2 separate regions of the Homo sapiens genome follow, and region 1 is linked to region 2. Evidence: read pairs that join two places in POLR2A ChIA-PET (ENCODE). Cell type or tissue: OCI-LY7. All regions are shown on one strand. Links, peaks and the distances in the headings refer to the core of each region. The heading gives the core; the rest is flanking DNA.

Region 1 (9,198 bases), core at 3,458-5,957, 110 kb before region 2:
TCTTGAACATTTTCATCATAATTATTGGAAGTCTCTCATTTCTGAAACACCTGTGGGTCTATTTCCATTGTCTGCCTTTTCTCTTGATTTTTAGTCATTTGGCCCTGTTTTTTTGTTTGTGTTTTGTTTTGTTTTTTAGCATGTCTCATACTTCTCTATTAGATGACACACATTTTGGATGAAAAGTTGGAAAGTCTCTGGGTGATGTTGTATTCATCCAGGAAGAGAGAATTAAGTTGACTTCTGGAAGGCAGAGTACCAAATAAATACCCTACTCCTGTCAAGGCTTTGGTTTATGTCATGGTTTGGCTGGTGTGGTTCTTTTTTGTCCTAGGACATATCTCTTATTCCTAGGATGTGACCCTCTCTCCTAGTGTGTGACCCTTCTGGGACTTAGCAGAACACCTACGCATTTACCAAGGCCTCTCTACCTTGATAGAAGTTGAATTCCAATTTGTCTCCCCAACACTTTAAGACTACTACAATTTGCTCAGTTCTTTAGCCTGATAGGCTAAAAGTAGGCCAATAGGGTGGGCATGGTGATTCATGCCTGTAATCCCAACACTTTAGGAGACCCAGGCTGGAGTATTGCTTGAGCCCAGGAGTTCAAGCCCAGCCTGGGCAACATAGTGAGACCTCATCTCCACAAAAAAATAAGCAAAGTCAGCCAGGCATGATTGCATGTGCCTGTAGTCCCAGCTACTTGGGAGGCTGACGTGGAAGGATGGCTTGAATCCAGGAGGTTGAGGGAGGCTGCAGTGAGCCAAGATCACACCACTACACTCCAGCCTGGGCAACAAAGCAAGACCCTGTCTCAAAAAAAAGCCAATAAAGTTGGAGGAATTTGCATGCAATTATTGGGCTCCTTCTCTCTTCTTTCCTACCTTCTGGAATTTTCCTTCTTAATTTCCATCTTCTTCGGCAGCCCTGAACTCTGACCTTTGTATCCTCAGTCTGGTAAGACTGATGCTTTCTGCTTGGTCCCTATTCCCTCAAGTAACAATGTGTGAAATGCCCCTAGGGAAAAAGCAAAGGTAAATGTGGAACTCACTACACATTATTCCCTTTTCTCCAGGATCACAACTCCTCAATTCTTAGCTGTATTGGTTGTTCTCAAATGCCTTCAAATAGTTGTTTTATACATTTTGTCCAACTTTTATAGTTGTTTTCAGCAGAAGGATAAGTCTGACACAACCTGCTATAGTGGCCAGAACTGTACATTTTATTCAGTCCAATTCTGATGCCAGGTTAGAAAGAACTACAGCAGGGTATGCTCAACTGGCCCAGCTGCTTTGAGATGAAGCTCAGACTCTTAGACATTTATGACATCAGATCCACATCTTGAATTAAGGGTCCCTATTTTCTTTTCCTTTTCTTTCTTCTTTTAGTTTTCAAACTTTCCTTAGGTTCCAACCATAACTGATAAGTTGGTAATAAACTTCCCTCCCCACTGTAAACAACCATAAAACTCGAAATATTTATAGCCAGTGATTATAGGCATTGAACATCAAATAGCCTTTGTCCTTGAGAGAAGGGAAACAAAAGGGAAAGTGCTTTGCCTAGGATACTTTCCAAACCATGGCATAAGGAAGTGGTGCCCAGAAAGCAATGGCACCAGGCACAGTGGCTCATGTCTGTAATCCTAGCACTTTGGGAGGCTGAGGTGGGAGGATCCCTTGAGGCCAGGAGTTTGAGACCAGCTTGGGCAACATAGCAATACCCTGTCTCTACAAAAGTTAAAAAATTAGCCAGGCATTGTGGTGCACACTTGTAGTACCAGTTACTCCAGAGGCTTAGGCAGAAGGATCACTTGAGGCCAGGAGGTTGAGGCTGCAGTGAGCCATAATCGTGCCACTGCATTCCAGCCTGGGCAACAGAGTGAGACCCTGTCTCCAAAGAGAGAGAGAGAGAGAGAACAATGGTCTCATCATGTGAAGGAGACAAAGATCATAGATAGCAGACGCTGAGGTGGCTGAAATTTGTGGGATAAGGTATCAAAGAAGAAGGAGCTACACAAAGAAGGAGCTCTGGAAAGCTATACAGAGGTGCTCCTGAGGCTTTGTCTAAGCCTCACATGCAGAGCAAGATTCCATAAGGCCTAGTGGATTAAAAACAACAACCAAACAAACAAACAAACAAAAAACACACAAAAAAAACTTCTCTGGGTCTAAGAACTAAGTGGGGATTCTAGAGGGCTCATGATTCTGAGATCTGTTCTGATCAACAAGGTGAAAAGACTTTGTTGAACACCCTGAGCACTCAATGAAAACCCAAGAAAGTCCACGCTTTAAGAATAGGGCTACTCTGTGCCTGTAATACGCAGTATCTTAGACCTGCCATAATAAAGCCTAAAACCAAGCCTCAGGCTCAAATTGAGCCTCTAGTGAATTTACTATCTAATAAAACAAACTCAACACTCTTTAAACATGATCCAAACTCTTAACAATGAAGTATTCACAATTCCTAATATACAGTCAAACATTACTAAACATATGAAGAAGCAGGAAAATATGATTCATAACCAGGACAAAAAATAATCAACAGAAATAGATCCAGAGGTAACACAGATATTGGAACTAGCAGATGAGGACTTTAAATAGCTATTATAAATATGTTAAAGAAGTTTAAATTACAAGATAGAGATAATAAATGAACAGATGAGCTATCTCAGCAGAGAAATGAAAACTATAAAAAAGGAGCTGAATGAAAATTCTAGAATTGAAAAATACAATATACAAAATGGAAAATGTACTAGATAAACTTATGAGTAGACTGGATGCTACAAATGAAAAGATCAATGAACTTGAAGTCAAGACTATGGAAAACATCTAAAAGTAAAAGGACTGAAAAATACAAACACAGCCTCAACAAAGTGACCTTGAAACAGTATCATGTAATCTAATATATACATAAAATTGGAGTCCCAGAAGGAAAGGGGAGAAAGAGATTGGGGCAAAAAAAATTCTTTTAAATGGTAAATGAAATTCTATATTTGATTTAAAAAATTATTAATACACCATCCCAAGAAGCTGGGGTTTTAAAACTCCAAAGAAGATAAAAACAAGGGAACTACATCTAGGAACATCATAGTCAAAATCTTAAAACCAAATAGAACATCTTAGAAGTGATAAAAGAATATAGGCACATTACATAAGGGAAACAACGATTAGAATCACCATTTATTTCTTAGCAGGAGTAATGCAAGACAGAAAACAATAAAATTATAGGAATTATATATTAAATATTAAATAATCTATGAGAAAAAAAAGCAACCTAGTATTCTATATCCAGAGAAGTTATCTTTAAAAGAGGAATGAGAGGCTGGGCACGGTGGCTCACACCTGTAATCTCAGCCCTTTGGGAGCCTGAGGCGGATGGAACAGCTGAGGTCAGGAGTTCCAGACAAGTCTGGCCAACATGACAAAACCCCGTCTCTACTAAAAATACAAAAATTAGCTGGGCGTGGTGGCAGGTGTCTGTAATCCCAGCTACTAGGGAGGCTGAGGCATGAAAATCACCTGAACTCGGGAGTCAGAGGTTGTAGTGAGCCAAGATCGTGCCACTGCACTCCAGCCTGGGGGATAGAGCAAGGCTCTGTCTCCAAAAAAAAAAAAAAAAAAAACAAAAAAAGGTTGGGGGACAGGGTGGGGAATGAAAAATAAAAATACTTCGGGATCTTAAAAAAATGCTGACAGAATTCATCACCAGTCCGTCTGTACTACCGGAAATGTTAAAGGAAGTTCTTTTTTTTCTTTCTTTTTTTTTTTTCCAGAGACGGAGTCTCACTCTGTTTCCTAGGCTGGAGTGCAGTGGTGCGATCTCAGCTCACTGCAACCTCTGCCTCCTGGGTTCAAGCGATTCTCTTGCCCCAGCCACCTGAGTAGCTGGGGCTACAGGCGCACGCCACCATGCCCGGCTAATTTTTTGTATTTTAGTAGAGACAGGGTTTCACTGTTGTTGCCTAGGCTGGTCTGGAACTCCTGAGCTCAGGCAATCCGTCTGTCTCGGCTTCCCAAAGTGCTAGAATTACAGGCATGAGCCACCGCACATGGCCTAAAGGAAGTTCTTAAGGCTGAAGGGAAATAAGCCATTTCTCTGCTGAGGTGGCTCATTGATACCTGTTGGAAATTCAGCTCTAAACAAAAGAACAAGTGCTACCAGTAAACCTAACAAGTAAATAGAAAATAGGTTTTCTTGTTTTTTAAATTACTTAAAAGACAGTTGACTGTTTAAAGCAAAAATAATGAGTATTTATTATGGAGTTTATAGCAAATACAGAGGTAAACGCACAACAACATTAGCAAAAAAGAAGGGAGAAGTAAATGGAAGTGTATTATTGTAAGGTTCTTACATAAGAAGCAGTATTTGTCCTTCTGTTGTCTTTATTTTCCTTTTTATTATCTTCATTTTTCTAATTACAAACAGTAAAATTTATTTATATGAAATTAAAACACTGTACAAATATATAACTCAGAAAAAGTAAATGTCCCAAAATACCATCCCCAGAAACAAAAACTACCAACAGTTTGCAGCATATTTCTCTGATTTTTGAAATCTATATGTAACAGGAAAACATATTTCAAGTATTTATCTTCACGAAAGAGATGTTTCTCACCTCAAGTCTTAGTCTGCTTCAAGTTACTATAACAGAATACCAATAGCTGAGTAATTTATAAAGAAAAGAAATTTATTTCTCAAAATTCTGGAAGCTGAGAAGTCCAATATCAAGGTGCCAGCATCTTTCAAGGGCCTTCTTGCTGCATTATTCCATGGCAGAAGGCTAGAGGGTGAGAGAGACAAAGGGGGACCGAGCTCCTCCTTCACAAGGACACATTCCCACAATAACAAACCCACCTCTGTTGGCATTAATCCATTGGGGGCAGAGCCCTCATGACCTTATCACCTCGTAAGAGCCCACCTCTCAACACTGTTGCATTGTAGATTAAGTTTCCAACACATGAACTCTGGGGGACACATTCAAACCGTAGCACCATGATTATAAAAATATTAATCTATATATTTTTTTACCAGTCATTTCTGGTAAAGCATATGAGTAGTTTATAAAAGCATTCACATTGGGAAAATTAAAATATATAGATCATGAATCCATTTGGGATTTACTTTATAATGTGGGAAATTATATAGCATATAGAATTATAGCCTTATTTTTTATGCATAATAGTAAATGGCCCCAACATGAGTTATTGAGTAAACTACCTTTTATTCCCTGAATTAAAATGTTTTCTTTATCTCATGCTATGGACTCTCTTTTGTTCCACTAACATATTCGTCTTTTCCTATGCTGCTATCACATTCTTAATTATTTTAGCTCTATTGCATACTTTGATACTTATAGGGCAAATCTTACTTTATTAGTCTCTTAATCCAATATTTGTGGGTTTTTTTCATACTTACTTTTCAGTTGATCCTTAGAATCATCTTGTCAATTCCTCCCACCCAAACAAATTTTGTTTGGAATTGCATTGAATTTACTAATAAATTAAAAATATTGATTTTTCTAGAAACATGACATATGCCTGCATACCTTTTGTCTTCTTTTAAATCTATCCTAGATCAAAGTTCATAGGCCCTTTGTTCTCACCACCACTAGGATAAGAAAAAGGAAATAAAAAAGAAAAAAGTTTATAGGCTTTTGATGTACTCAAAATTCATTTCTAGATATTTTTAATGTTTCACCATTATCGTGAATGGTAAATTGTTTTCATCACATTTTCCAATCAGTTGTGACTTAGCACTCTTAAAAGCTATTAAAATCTATATACATATATTAATTTATTCTACTCTGCTCCCTCCTACTGGATTCTCCTACTGGTCATAATCATTTTTCAATTGATTCTCTTGGATATTATGAAAGGAAAATCATAATATCTGCAAATAATGATCATTTTGACTCTATTACTTACTTCCTTTACTTCTCCCTTATTTCTTCTTTTCACCCTATTGTCCTGGTTAGGACTTCCAGAGCAACACTGAACAACAGTAGTGAAGAGGACATTGGATTCTCCCATTAATAGAACTTCCTAGACTGTTAAATCTAATGCTGGCTTTTGGTTTTTTATATCTGTTCTTTAAAATGTTAAGAACATTTCCTCTCTTCATGGTTTTCTAACTTTTATCGTGTGAATGGCTGATGAATTTTGTCAATGCCTTTTGAGATAATTACAAGATTCCTTTCTTCTTTTAATCTAATGTATTAATCATTACGTTTTATATTAAATCAAGCTTGTAATTTGAAAAAGAATCCCCAAGGTGGTAATAGTGTTTCAATATATTATGGGAGCCAATTTGCTATATTGACAATTTACAGGGGGCCACCATTTTCTTAAAGGGGATATATTGGTGTTAGGATAACAGATCTTCACAAGGATTGTGGAAGCTCTCCATCTCTCTCTGGCTCTGGAACACCATGGTTCTCTGAGGGAGAATGCTTGTGCACCCTCTCTGGGCCAACAATGCTTCATGCTTGAATGCCCAATGTCACAGCTCTCCGCAGTCAGCTTGTCTTAATCCTACACACAGCTACTTCTCAGGGACTGCTGGTCCTAGAGCCTTAGGTGGGGCCTTTTCCAACACTGTGTGCACTTCAAGCCCAGATCCGCCATTTTCTCTTCATCTTCCCTGGGATGAGACAGCTTCTTGTTTAACTCTCCACACATAGAAGTTCTCATTATACATTCTCTTAGAGCTCCTGGTTTCTCCTGCAGGAGAGGCACAGACTCCGTTGTTCCTAAGCAAGCCTATCTTCCCATTAATATGGTGATTTCACAGGGGGCAAACAATTTGATCAGGCATCCTCTTGCTGGAAGCTCAAGTCCTGTGAATGCTCTTACCATTGCGGGTGGGTATGAGAGATGCAGGGTGTGAGGATTTCAGTCCCACTCCCAATGAAAGCTCTGCCTCCAACTCCACACTGCTGATCCTGAATCTACACAGCTATGGACCTAGTCTTGGGAGGGGAAGTGAGAAAGAATTTTGATTTTCTTAGAAGCCAAGAAAATAGCCACCCAGGACATGAGGCTGACTCATGGGCCCTGCTCCAATCCATTCTCTCAAGAGCCTCCAGCAACCTCAGCCCAGCTTCACCCTCACAGGCCTGGATCTGGCTCTTCCGACTTTAATCCCTATGGCCCCCTGCACCTGGATTCCCAGACCTCTCGGCCAGCTGGCAGCTACTGGACTCGGCGACATGGCTCTGCCTGACTCTCCCAGCAACACAGGCGGCCAGGCTCATACCCAGTGGCCACAGCTGGCGTCCTATGGCCAGGCCTGGAGGTGAGGTCAGCCTGAACAGTCCCCGCCAGCCTGTGACTCAGTCACCACTGGGCAGTGCTGGGCACCACGGGGCAGGGCACTTCACCAAGACCAATCAGTGACTAAAGGAGCTGGCACTGCAGGGGAGAGGGCCAATCGTAAGAGATAGAAAGGATGGGGCAGGGAGGATAGGCTAGCGACAGGCCTATGCTAGCCAGACTCCTGAGGAGAGCTTCACCACCTCTGCCAATCTGAATCACAGCCCCCAGGACCCCTCAGGATCAAGAGACAGAGGTCTAATCTATACCAGTGAGAAAATCATGGGCATCAGGAGTTATGGGGGTCCCTCCTGAGACGAAGAACCAGGAAGACTGGAATTTAAATCTTTGAAGTTATTTCCAAATGAGGCTATCCATTTTAAATATGTATTATAAAGACTTAAGGCCTGGCACAGTGGCTCATGCCTGTAATCCCAGCATTTTGGGAGGCCAAGGTGGTTGGATTGCTTGAGCCCAGGAGTTTGAGACCAGCCTGGACAACATAGTGAGACCCCGTCTCTTTTTAAAAGATAATAACAATAAATAAATAAGTAAATAAATAAATAAAACTTAATAGTTTAACACTGAGGCCTAAAACAGTGCCTGACACATAGGAGGCTCTCAAAAATATCTGATGAATAAATAAACAAAGCAGAAGTAACAAATGCCATAATTCTTGAAACACTATTTTCACATTTCTTCCTTTTTTATTTTATTGGCAACGTAGAAATATGAAAGTGCTCCAAGCTCGTTCTAGCTGCTATTAAAAAAAAAAAAAAGAAGGATGGGAGGAAGAAATATGGAAGTAGCATGGGCCTCTCCTGCCTTCTGAGTAGCCCTGGATGTCAGTTCTAGTGGTCAAGAAGAGAAGGAGGGGCCTCAGGCCAGAGACCAGACAGTCCTGGCCAGGTCACTGCTAAATTTGAGTGTCTGTGGATGTGTGCGCTGGGGCAGGGCTAAAGCTGGGCCATGAGTCCAGGCCCCAGCTGACAGATGAGTGACAGAGTATGTCTGGAGAGCCCCAGTAACTGAATTTCTGGGCTGCATGTATGTCCGTCTCCTTCTTGTCAACCCTGCACTTTTGCTCAAGCCTTACCTGCACCTTATAGCAGCGTCTCTCTCTCTCGGGCTGAGAAGGAAAGGTTTTTACACCCCTGCTTTTGTCCAGGCACAGTGATGGTCAGGCCACGGCCAAGACATTCTAGGTCCAGGGCGTAGAATGAGCACATGGTACAGTTGCTCTGCAATCCCTCTGCTGCTCTGCCTGGAGGAGCTGATTTGTAAATGGAGGCACCTTCTCCTCACAGACACCAAGAGGCAAGACTAAGGGAAGGCTCCAGCTGTCAGGAGAAACTGGAAACCTGAAGACACCTGGGTTGGGCCTCTATTTATGGACTACAGGTAGACTTGGGACATCTGATGCTGGGGGAGACTAAGGGATGGCCGGCAGGCTGCCCGAATCCTCTGGCCTGAATGAGAAGTGGGAGGGGTGAAAGGATGGGGGTCTCCTTGAGGCAGAGGTGAGGCTGTGATGCTTTTGCAAGCTGCCTTCCTGAGGCCCCAGTTGCACAAGGCTCCATCACATGGGCCTCGCTGCCACCACAAACAGCCTGTTCTGTCACTTCCCTGCTGGGGCTGCGCTGAGCCACCTCTGGCTCTCCCACCTGTCAGCTGCCTTCCCCCTCCCACCCCCCCCACCCCCACCGTGTGAGATGCCACTCCTCCCAACACCTTTCTACACCCAGGCCTCAGGGCCAGGGCCTCTCTGGGCCCAGCTAGGTAAACCTGTCCCCGCCCTGCTGCCTGGCAACCCCTTTGTTGGGTCCCAGAGCAGACTGGTTTTCTCTGTGAAAACAGAGAAAGAGCAGGTCTGACAGGGGTGCTGATG
Region 2 (9,065 bases), core at 6,369-8,868:
CCCACCATAAACCACATACCAAATTAATTCCTGATCAACTAAAGAGCCAAATGTAATAAATGTAAATAAAATAGAGCCAAGAGTAAATAAATCAAAAGCTAGAAGAAAATATAGGTGACATTTAATTTTAAGATGAATAGGAAATTGAAGATAAATAGATTTTACTATAAACTTTTAAAGAATTCTGTACAACAGAAAATCTTAAAATTAACTCAAGTTGGAAAAGTATTAACAAAAACATACTGGACAAAATTACCATCCTTTGTACATATGCATCAATTTTTGTAATGCCCACTAATACTCCAGTTAAAGCAAATAGGGCTAAGTACATAGCCTTTGGAGACAAGTGTTCCAGGACCTGATGCTGGGTGTGTCACTTCTCTATCAGCTGTGTGACTTTGAGCAAGTTACAGTCTTCCCTAAAACTCAGCTTCTTCATCTGTAAAGAGGGATGATAACAATTCCATTTGGGTGGGGATTACATGAGACAATGCATACTGTGTTTGGCTCCATACCTGGCAAAGATGTCCACGTTTTTGCTATCTCTCATCTTACTCATGTCCTCACACCCCTTCTTGGCCAGCTTAAATTCCATGCTTAATCATCATAATCATCTTCCTTGCCCCTTTCTTATCTGCCTTGCTTTTGTGGGAAACTATAAAGCTGGTTAAATCTAACCTCCCTCCTACTTCTTGCTAGCACCTGCATAGCCAAATGTAGATGGAAAATATATTCCATCTGACTGGTTTCACTTTAAACTGACCATCAGTGACTTCAAGAGGATCCTAATTGCCCTGGTTCATTCTCTATCCTGGAAGACCTTCTTTCTCTTCAGAACTCCATCACCTCCTCCCCCATGATCACCCTCAGCTGTGCCTTGGCTTCCTATTTCACCTAGAAAATAGAAGCAATGGAGAGAACCTCTACAAGCAGCATAATCCACCAGCCTAACTCCATCTGTACCCACACCCTCTGTCTTTTCTCCCGTTTCTCCTGAATGGTCTCTCCTCCCCGCTGGAGTGCAGTGGCTCACTGCAACCTCTGCCTCCCAGGTTCAAACGATTCTCATGCCTCAGCCTCCGAAGTAGCTAGGATTACAGGCATGCACCACCATACCCAGCTAATTTTTGTATTTTTAGTAGAGACAGGGTTTTGCCATGTTGGCTAGGCTAGTACTGAACTCCTGGGCTCAAGTGATTGGCCTGCCTCAGCCTCCCAAAGTGCTGGGATTATAGGTGTGAGCCACTGTGCCCGGCCCCAGCCTTATATACTTCTTACCCCTCCCCCACCCCCTACTCCCTTACCAACAGCAGAAAAGTAACATGATGTAATTGAGATAGCCCTGACTACTATGCTGAGAGTAGATTGAAGGGGCGTAGGAGCAGCCTTAATGAAGAAGGATTGGCTGGGGGCTAACAGAATACAGGCAAGAAACTGGATTCTACATATGTTGAAATTATGGCAAAAGACTTTATTGACAGATTGGATGTGGAGTACGAGAGGAAGAGCAGCCAGGAAAATAAAGTTTCCATTTACTGAGTTGGGGAGGACTTCAGGAAGAGCAGATTTGGGATGAAATTAGGAGCACATGTTGCTCTAGCAATTCTCCTGACTCCCCCATCATAAATCTTTTCCCTCTCTACTGGATCTTTCCCATTCAGTATGCAAAGAGGCTGTAAAAGCTCTCTCTTGACCCAGTTTCTGCTGTCAGCTCCTGCCCCATTTCTCCCTGTCCCTTAGCAGTGAAACTCCTTGGAAGATTGCTATATCTACTTGCTACTTTCAACTTTGTTCTTCCAATTTTCACTTGGCCCCACTACAATTAAGCTTTAGCCCTCACCTTTCACCAGAGCACCTCTATCAAGGTCCGCAGTGACCTGCATGTTTCTGAATTCAATAGTCAATTCACAGTCATCATCTTACCTGACCTCTCAAGGCATTTGACAAACTCATTTCTCTTTCATCCTTGAACTGCTTTCTACATGACACTTGCGCCAGGCGTGGTGGCACACACCTGCAGTCCCAGCTACTTGGGAAGCTGAGGCAAGAAAAACACTTGGACCCAGAAGGCAGAGGTTATAGTGAGCCGAGATTGTGTCATTGCACTCCAGCCTGAGTGACAGAGTGAGACTCTGTATCAAAAAAATCAACAAAAATGACACTTGCTTGGTTTTCCTCTTACCTTGTTGGCTGCTCCTTTACCATCTAGTGTGCTGGTTTTTCTTCATCTCCGCTACTGCCCAAAATTGGAGTGCCCAGAACTTAGTCTTCAGTCCTCTTCCTTTTTAAAAAATCCAGTCTCATGATTTAAATATCATCTCTGCACTGATGACCACCAACACATAGAGAGAGTGAACTCCAGGCTCACATAATAACTGCCCACTTGATATCCTCACTTGGATATATAATAGGTGTCTCAAACATAACATGTCAAATTTAACATGTGCTCCTAATTTCATCCCAAATCTGCTCTTCCTGAAGTCCTCCCCAACTCAGTAAATGGAAACTTTATTTTCCTGGCTGCTCTTCCTCTTGTACTCCACATCCAATCTGTCAATAAAATCTTTTGCCATAATTTCAACATATGCAGAATCCAGTTTCTTCCCTGCATTCTGTTAGCCCCCAGCCAATCCTTCTTCATTAAGGCTGCTCCTACGCCCCTTCAATCTACTCTCAGCATAGTAGTCAGGGATATCTCAATCACATCATGTTACTTTTCTGCTCAAAACCTTCCAATCGCTTCCCATCTCAGTCAGATTTTTTGAAAGCCCAAGTCCTTACAATGGTCTATAAGTAGAATGATTACACGTCAGAGTTTGTCCAGCACAGTCCTGGCTTCTCTCCACTGAACTAGTGTTAACTTTTTTTTTTTTTTTTTTTGAGACGGAGTCTCGCTCTGTTGCCAGGCTGGAGTGCAGTGGCATGATCTCAGCTCACTGCAACCTCCGACTCCCTGGTTCAAGCAATTCTCCTGCCTCAGCCTTCTGAGTAGCTGGGATTACAGGCATGTGCCACCATGCCCAGCTAAATTTTTTTTTTTTTTGTATTTTTTAGTAGAGAACGGGGTTTCACCATGTTGGCCAGGATGGTCTCAATCCCCTGACCTCGTGATCTGCCTGCCTCAGCCTCCCAAAGTACTGGGATTACAAGCGTGAGCCACGGCAACCAGCCCTAGTGTTAATGATTAATAACCCTCACCTCCAACTTTCATTCTAGAAGTCTCCTAATTTGGATGACAAATTATATATGGCAATAACCTACAGGTCACATTTGACAGTTTACTTTAAAAGTAAACAGCTTCCAAATTAACCCATCTTGGGAAGGTCTTGTGATTCATGGCGATACCTTGTCCTGAGTAAGGAATCTTAGAAGTTCCTCAAATTGTTGATGTACTGATCAATGCACCACCTACTGACACTGAAAAGGACACTGATTTATTTCTGAGTCATAACATTTTACTGATTGTCTTGCATGTAGACATGTTAGTCTGCATGTTGCAATCTGTAGCCAATTATTGTAACCTTTGTATTGTACCCTCCAGTGAAAAAGGACAACTCCTGTATGAAGAGTCCCCCTCCTGTCTTCTAACTTTCCAACTTGTAACAGACTCCAGAACACTCTCAACTTTGTTGGTGTGTTTTCCTGGGTTCATCCTCACATTTGGCTTCCAATAAACTTTTATCAAATCATTTCTGCCTCAACAGCCTTAATTTCATTTGACAGTGGTCATCCAGTTTATAGGGCCCTACTCTAATCTTCATGCCCTCCTTTAGCTCGCTGACATCATCTCTTATTACTCTCTCCATTGCTTTCTTCATTAAGGCTACCAAGGCTTTGCTATTCTTTGAACATACTAGACATGCTTCTCTATTAGATACTTGTTCCCTCTTCCTAGGAATGCTCTTCCCAGCTATCTACATAGCTTGTTCTCTTACTTCCTTAGTGTCTTGGCCCAAATGCCACCTCCTTAATAAACCCTTATCTGACCACACTATTTAAAATTGTATCCTGTTCTCTCTCTGAACTAACTTTATGCATCCCTGCTTCATTTTTCTCCTGCTTCATTTTTCTCCATGGGACTTATCACTCTCTGACATCCTGACTAATTTACTTCTTTGTTGCATTTATTGTCCTTCTTCCTCCACTAGACTGTAAGTTCCATGAGGAGCACTTCTGTATTCTCAGAAGTTAGAATAGTACTTGGCTGGTCAAATGGTTGTAACCAGAATGCTGATGGTGATATGGAAAGTGAAGGCGTGGCTGATGAGGTCTCAGATGGAAATGAGGAACCTAGAAATGGAGCAAAGGCCACCCTCATTATGGCCTAGCAAAGAACTTGGCTGCACTTTGTTCATGCTGTAAGGATCTGTGGAAGTTTGAACTTCAGAGTGACAACTAGGGTATCTGGCAGAGGAAATTTCTAAGCAGCAAAGTGTTCAAGAAGTTACATGGCTGCATCTAACAGCTTAACTCAGATGTGAGAGCAAAAAAAATGACTTAAAGTTAGAAGTTATATTTAAAGGGGAAGCAGAGTGTAAAACTTTAGAAAATTTGCAGCCTGGCCATGTGATAGAGAAAGCAGAAGCATTTTCAGTAGAGGAATTCAAGCAGGCTGTGGAGCAACCACTTGCTAGAGAAATTTGAATAACTAAAAGAGAGCCAGGTACTAATAGCTAAGACAATGGGAAAAAGGCCTTGAAGGCATTTCAGAGATCTCAGGGGCAGCCCTTGCCATCACAGGCACAGGCCCAGAGACCTAGGAGGAAGAATCATTTCATGGGCTAGGCCTAGGACCCCATGGCTCTGCACAGCCTCCTTAGGACAGTGCTCCCTACATCCAGGCTGTTCCAGCTCCAGCTGTGGCTCAAGGGGCCTCAGGTACAGCTCAGGCTGCTGCTCCAAAGAGCAAAAGCCATATGCTTTGGCAGCTTCCATGTGGTGTTAAGCATGCAGGCATGCAGACTGTAAGAGTGAAGGAGGCTTGGCAGCCTCTACCTAGATTTCAGAGGATGTACAAGAAAGCCAGGGTACCCAGGCAGAAGCCTGCTGTAGGGGTGGAACCCTCACAGAGAACCCCTACTAGGGCAGTTTGGAGGGGAAATGTGGGGTTGAAGGCCCCACACAGTCTCCACTGGGGAACTGCCTGGTGGAGCTGTGAGAAAGGGGTCACCACCCTCCAGACCTGAGAATGGTAGATCCACTGGCAGCTTGCACCCTGTGCCTGGAAAAGCCACAGGCACTCAACTCTAGCCCATAAGAGCAGCTGTGGAGGCTGTACTATGCAAACTACAGGGGCGAAGCTTCCCAAGGCCTTGCGAGCCCACTTCTTGCACCAGTGAGCCCTGGATATGGGACACGGAGTCAAAGAAGATTACTTTGGAGCTTTACAATTTAATAATTGCCCTGCTGGGTTTTGAATTTGCATGGAGCTTGTAGCCCCTTTCTTTTGGCCAATTTCTCTTTTGGAATGGGCATGTTTACCCAATGCCTATACACCCATTGTAACTTGGAAGTATATAGCTTGTTTTTGATTTTATAGGCTCATAGGTGGAAGAGACTTGCCTTGTCTCAGATGAGACTTTGAATTTTGGGCTTTGGAGTTAACATTGGAATGAGTTAAGACTTTGGGGAACTCTTGGGAAGGCATGATTGTATTTTGCAACTTGAGAAGGACATGAGATTTAGGAGGGCCAGGGGCAAAATGACATAGTCTGGATATTTATCCCTGTCCAAATCGCATGTGGAAATGTAATCTCTAATGTTGGAGGTGGGGCCTGCTGGGAGGTGTTTTGGTCATGGGGGCAGATCCCTCATGGCTTGGAGCTGTCCCCACCATAATAAGTGAGTTCTTGAGAAATCTGGTTGTTTAAGGGTGTGGCACCTCCCCCCACCTTGCTCCTGTCTTTACCATGTGACACACCTGCTCCCCCTTCACCTTCCACTGTGAGTAAAAGCTCCCTGAGGCCTCCCTAGAAGCTGAGCAGATGCCTAGTGCCACACTTCCTATACAGCCTGTGAAATCGTGAGTCAATTAAACCTCTTTTCTTAATAAATTACCCAGTCTCAGGTATTTCTTTATAGTAATGCAAGAATGGCCTAACACACACTGGTTCTACAAAAAAAAAAAAAAAAAAAAAAGGAAGAAAAAAATTAATTTAAAAAAATTAGCAGGGTGTGGTAGCATGTGCCTGTAATCCTAACTTCTTGGGAGGCTGAGTTGGGAGGATCCCTTGAGCCCAGGAGTTCGGGGTTGCAGAGTCATGATCATGCCACTGCACTCCAGCCTCGGGCACAGAGTGAGACCCTGTAGCTAAAAATATAAAATAATAAAATAAAACCAGTATATGAGTGTTAATCAAAGAATGAGTGAATAAATGAATGAATAAAGTGAGTTTTTAAAGCGTGAAAAATAGCCAGGTGTGATGGCTTATGCCTGTAACAACAGCACTTTGGGAGGCCAACACAGGAGGATCACCTGAAGCCAGGAGTTTGAGATCAGCCTACCAGCCTGGGCAACAGAGCAAGACTTCATCTCTTTAAAAAAAAAATAAACATATATACGTATGTAATGGCGGGGGGCTGGGGTGGTGGTGGGGAGGCATGAGAAAAAGACCAGAAGAAAGTAGGCTCAGCTGGGCACAGTGGTTCATGCCTGTAATCCCAACACTTTGGGAGGCCAACGTGGGCGGATCACCCAAAGTCAGGAGTTGGAGACCAACCTGGCCAATATGGTGAAACCCCCATCTCTACTAAAAATACAAAAAAATTAGCTGGGCATGGTGGCGTCTGTAGTCCCAGCTACTCAGAAGGCTGAGGCAGGAAAATCACTTGAACCTGGTTGCAGTGAGCCAAGATCACACCACTGCACTACAGCCTGGGCAAAAAGAGCAAAACTGTCTTAAAAAAAAAAAAAGGCCAGGCGCATTGGCTCACACCTGTAATCCTAGCACTTTGGAAGGCTGAGGCGGGCAGATCACATGAGGTCAGGAGTTTGAGACCAGCCTGGCCAACATGGCGAAACCCCATCTCTACTAAAAATACAAAAATTACCAGGGCATGGTGGTGGATGCCTGTAAGCCCAGCTACTTGGGAGGCTGAGGCAGGAGAACTGCTTGAACCTGGGAGGCAGAGGTTGCAGTGAGCCGAAATCATGCCATTGTACTCCAGCCTGGGCAACACAGCAAGACTCCATCTCAAAAAAAGGAAAAAAAGAAAGAACGTAGACTAAGGTATTAACAGTAGGTATGTTTGGATGGTCAGATTATAGATGACTTCTGTTTTATTTTTTCCAGATTTCCATACTTTACAAATGCTTCATATATTACTTTTATAATCATAAAGCAGTTAAAAAATAAAAACTTACTGAGTGTTGACTAAGTGCCAGGTCTTCAGAAGCATAGATGAAGAGCATGAAGAATGCAAATTCATGCATCAGGCTGGGCATGGTGGCTCAAGCCAGTAATCCCAGCCCTTTGGGAGGCCAAGGCAGGTGGATCACTTGAGGTCAGGAGCTCAAGACCATCCTGGCCAACACGGTGAAACCCTGTCTCTACTAAAAAAATACAAAATTTAGCCAGGCATGGTAGCGGGTGCCTGTAATCCCAGCTACTTGAGAGGCTGAGGCAGGAGAATCACTTGAACCAGGGAAGCGGAGGTTGCAGTGAGCCAAGATCACACCACTGCACTCTAGCCCGGGTGACAGAGTGAGACTCTGTCTCAAAAAAAAAAAAAAAAAATTCTTGCATCAGTGGGCTTAGTCTAGCCTGGTTATAAACTCCTGCTTGTGGCCTTAGCAACTTGCCCAGTGCTCCCCTGGGGCTTAGCCCTGTGGAGGCTGAAACCCAGGTCAAAGTCATGTTCTCCAATCCAGAGCTGGGTGTCTCTCTCACTTCCTTTGAGCAGCAATCACCTCTACCCTGATTTAGACCAAGCCAAGCTTGCTATGCTGAGGTAACTTAGCTTATCACCAAGGTTATATTTAACAGACTGCTGAAAGGATTATAAAAAATTATGGGGATTTGAACTATCACCCAATGCCTCCGTCTGTTGACACAGACAAGTTTAAAGCTTGATTTTGTGAACCTTGAGATGATCTTCCTCCAGCACTGCAAATGTAATCCTTCTCATCTAAAACTCCCATTCTAATGCCCTACTGTGCTCCTGCCCCTGCAGAGCCCTCCAGCTCACCCTCCTGCAGTTGTCTTCTCTGTGACTGAGTCCTCTGCAACACATATTCCATTGTAGACATGCAACTCTCCTCTTTCAAGTACATCCCTGGTTGTTCTCTCCATCTCCTTTCCTTGATAGAGATCTGGCTTCTTTCTGAGCACTCCACTAGCCTCATGGCTCTGTCTCTCAAAGGAAGGCTACTCATTTTGCACTATCCATGATCCTGGAAGACAAGAGCTGAGCAGGCTCTCAGCATTCTCCTTGCTTCCCACTGCCATTTCTAAATCATAACTCCTTCACCTTCACATACATAAAAGACCTGCTCAGGTTTGTGCTGTGCCCTCCTGGTTGCTGTTACCAACATCTGCCTGGTTGGTTATCCACATTCTGTGAGCTCTCTGACACCCAGCCCAAGGTGCTGGTGACTTTTGTGCTCAGGAAGATGAGTAGTGCTACACCTTAGCCTCGCAGTACTTGACCTTCACCTATACTTCACACTCTTGCTGCTGAGGACACACCCTGGGCCTCTCATCAGTCACAACAGCTCCATCTCACTCTAGGACCTTTGTTTTCCTCCCAACTCTTCAGCTCTCACCTGATATCATTTCCTTTCCCTTTCAGTTTATACCTTGTGATCCCTCCAGCCCATTCATACTCTTGCCACTACCCCAGTCCTTTTGTTTACTAGTCTTGCAAAGGCTAAGCTCACAATAAGTCAAACCATTTTACTCTTCACTCTCAATCCAGGATGCTGACTTAAGATACAAGAAAGAAGGGGGGCTGTTGATGGGTGCAAGGAAACATGGGTTGAGAGAGTAACAAGTGGGCTGAGGGTCCAATTGTGATTGGAAATGTAAATGTGTCAAGACACCAACTCACATGGTTGTGTGATTTCC

The links. ChIA-PET counts read pairs that join two places held together with the same protein. Peaks named below come from ENCODE experiments on the same cell type or tissue, not always from the same donor. Only the 100,000 strongest peaks of a DNase experiment are listed, where the experiment ranks them.
Region 1: POLR2A ChIA-PET joins it to region 2 with 12 read pairs; 10 of 35 experiments call an interaction of 5 or more read pairs at or near these places.

The regions. Positions count from the first base shown.
Region 1 is chr5:132,244,238-132,253,435 of GRCh38, forward strand. No RefSeq gene overlaps it. Among named protein-coding and RNA genes, the nearest start is that of PDLIM4, 8.9 kb to the right of the region's middle. RefSeq lists enhancers at 6,755-7,256, 7,257-7,756. In OCI-LY7, for the core only: no CTCF peak of the experiment used is centred there; no DNase peak of the experiment used is centred there.
Region 2 is chr5:132,350,307-132,359,371 of GRCh38, forward strand. All of the region lies in intron 4 of MIR3936HG (MIR3936 host gene), which reads right to left. Among named protein-coding and RNA genes, the nearest start is that of MIR3936, 11 kb to the right of the region's middle. RefSeq lists enhancers at 4,403-5,015, 7,968-8,017. In OCI-LY7, for the core only: no CTCF peak of the experiment used is centred there; a DNase peak (open chromatin) is centred at 7,825.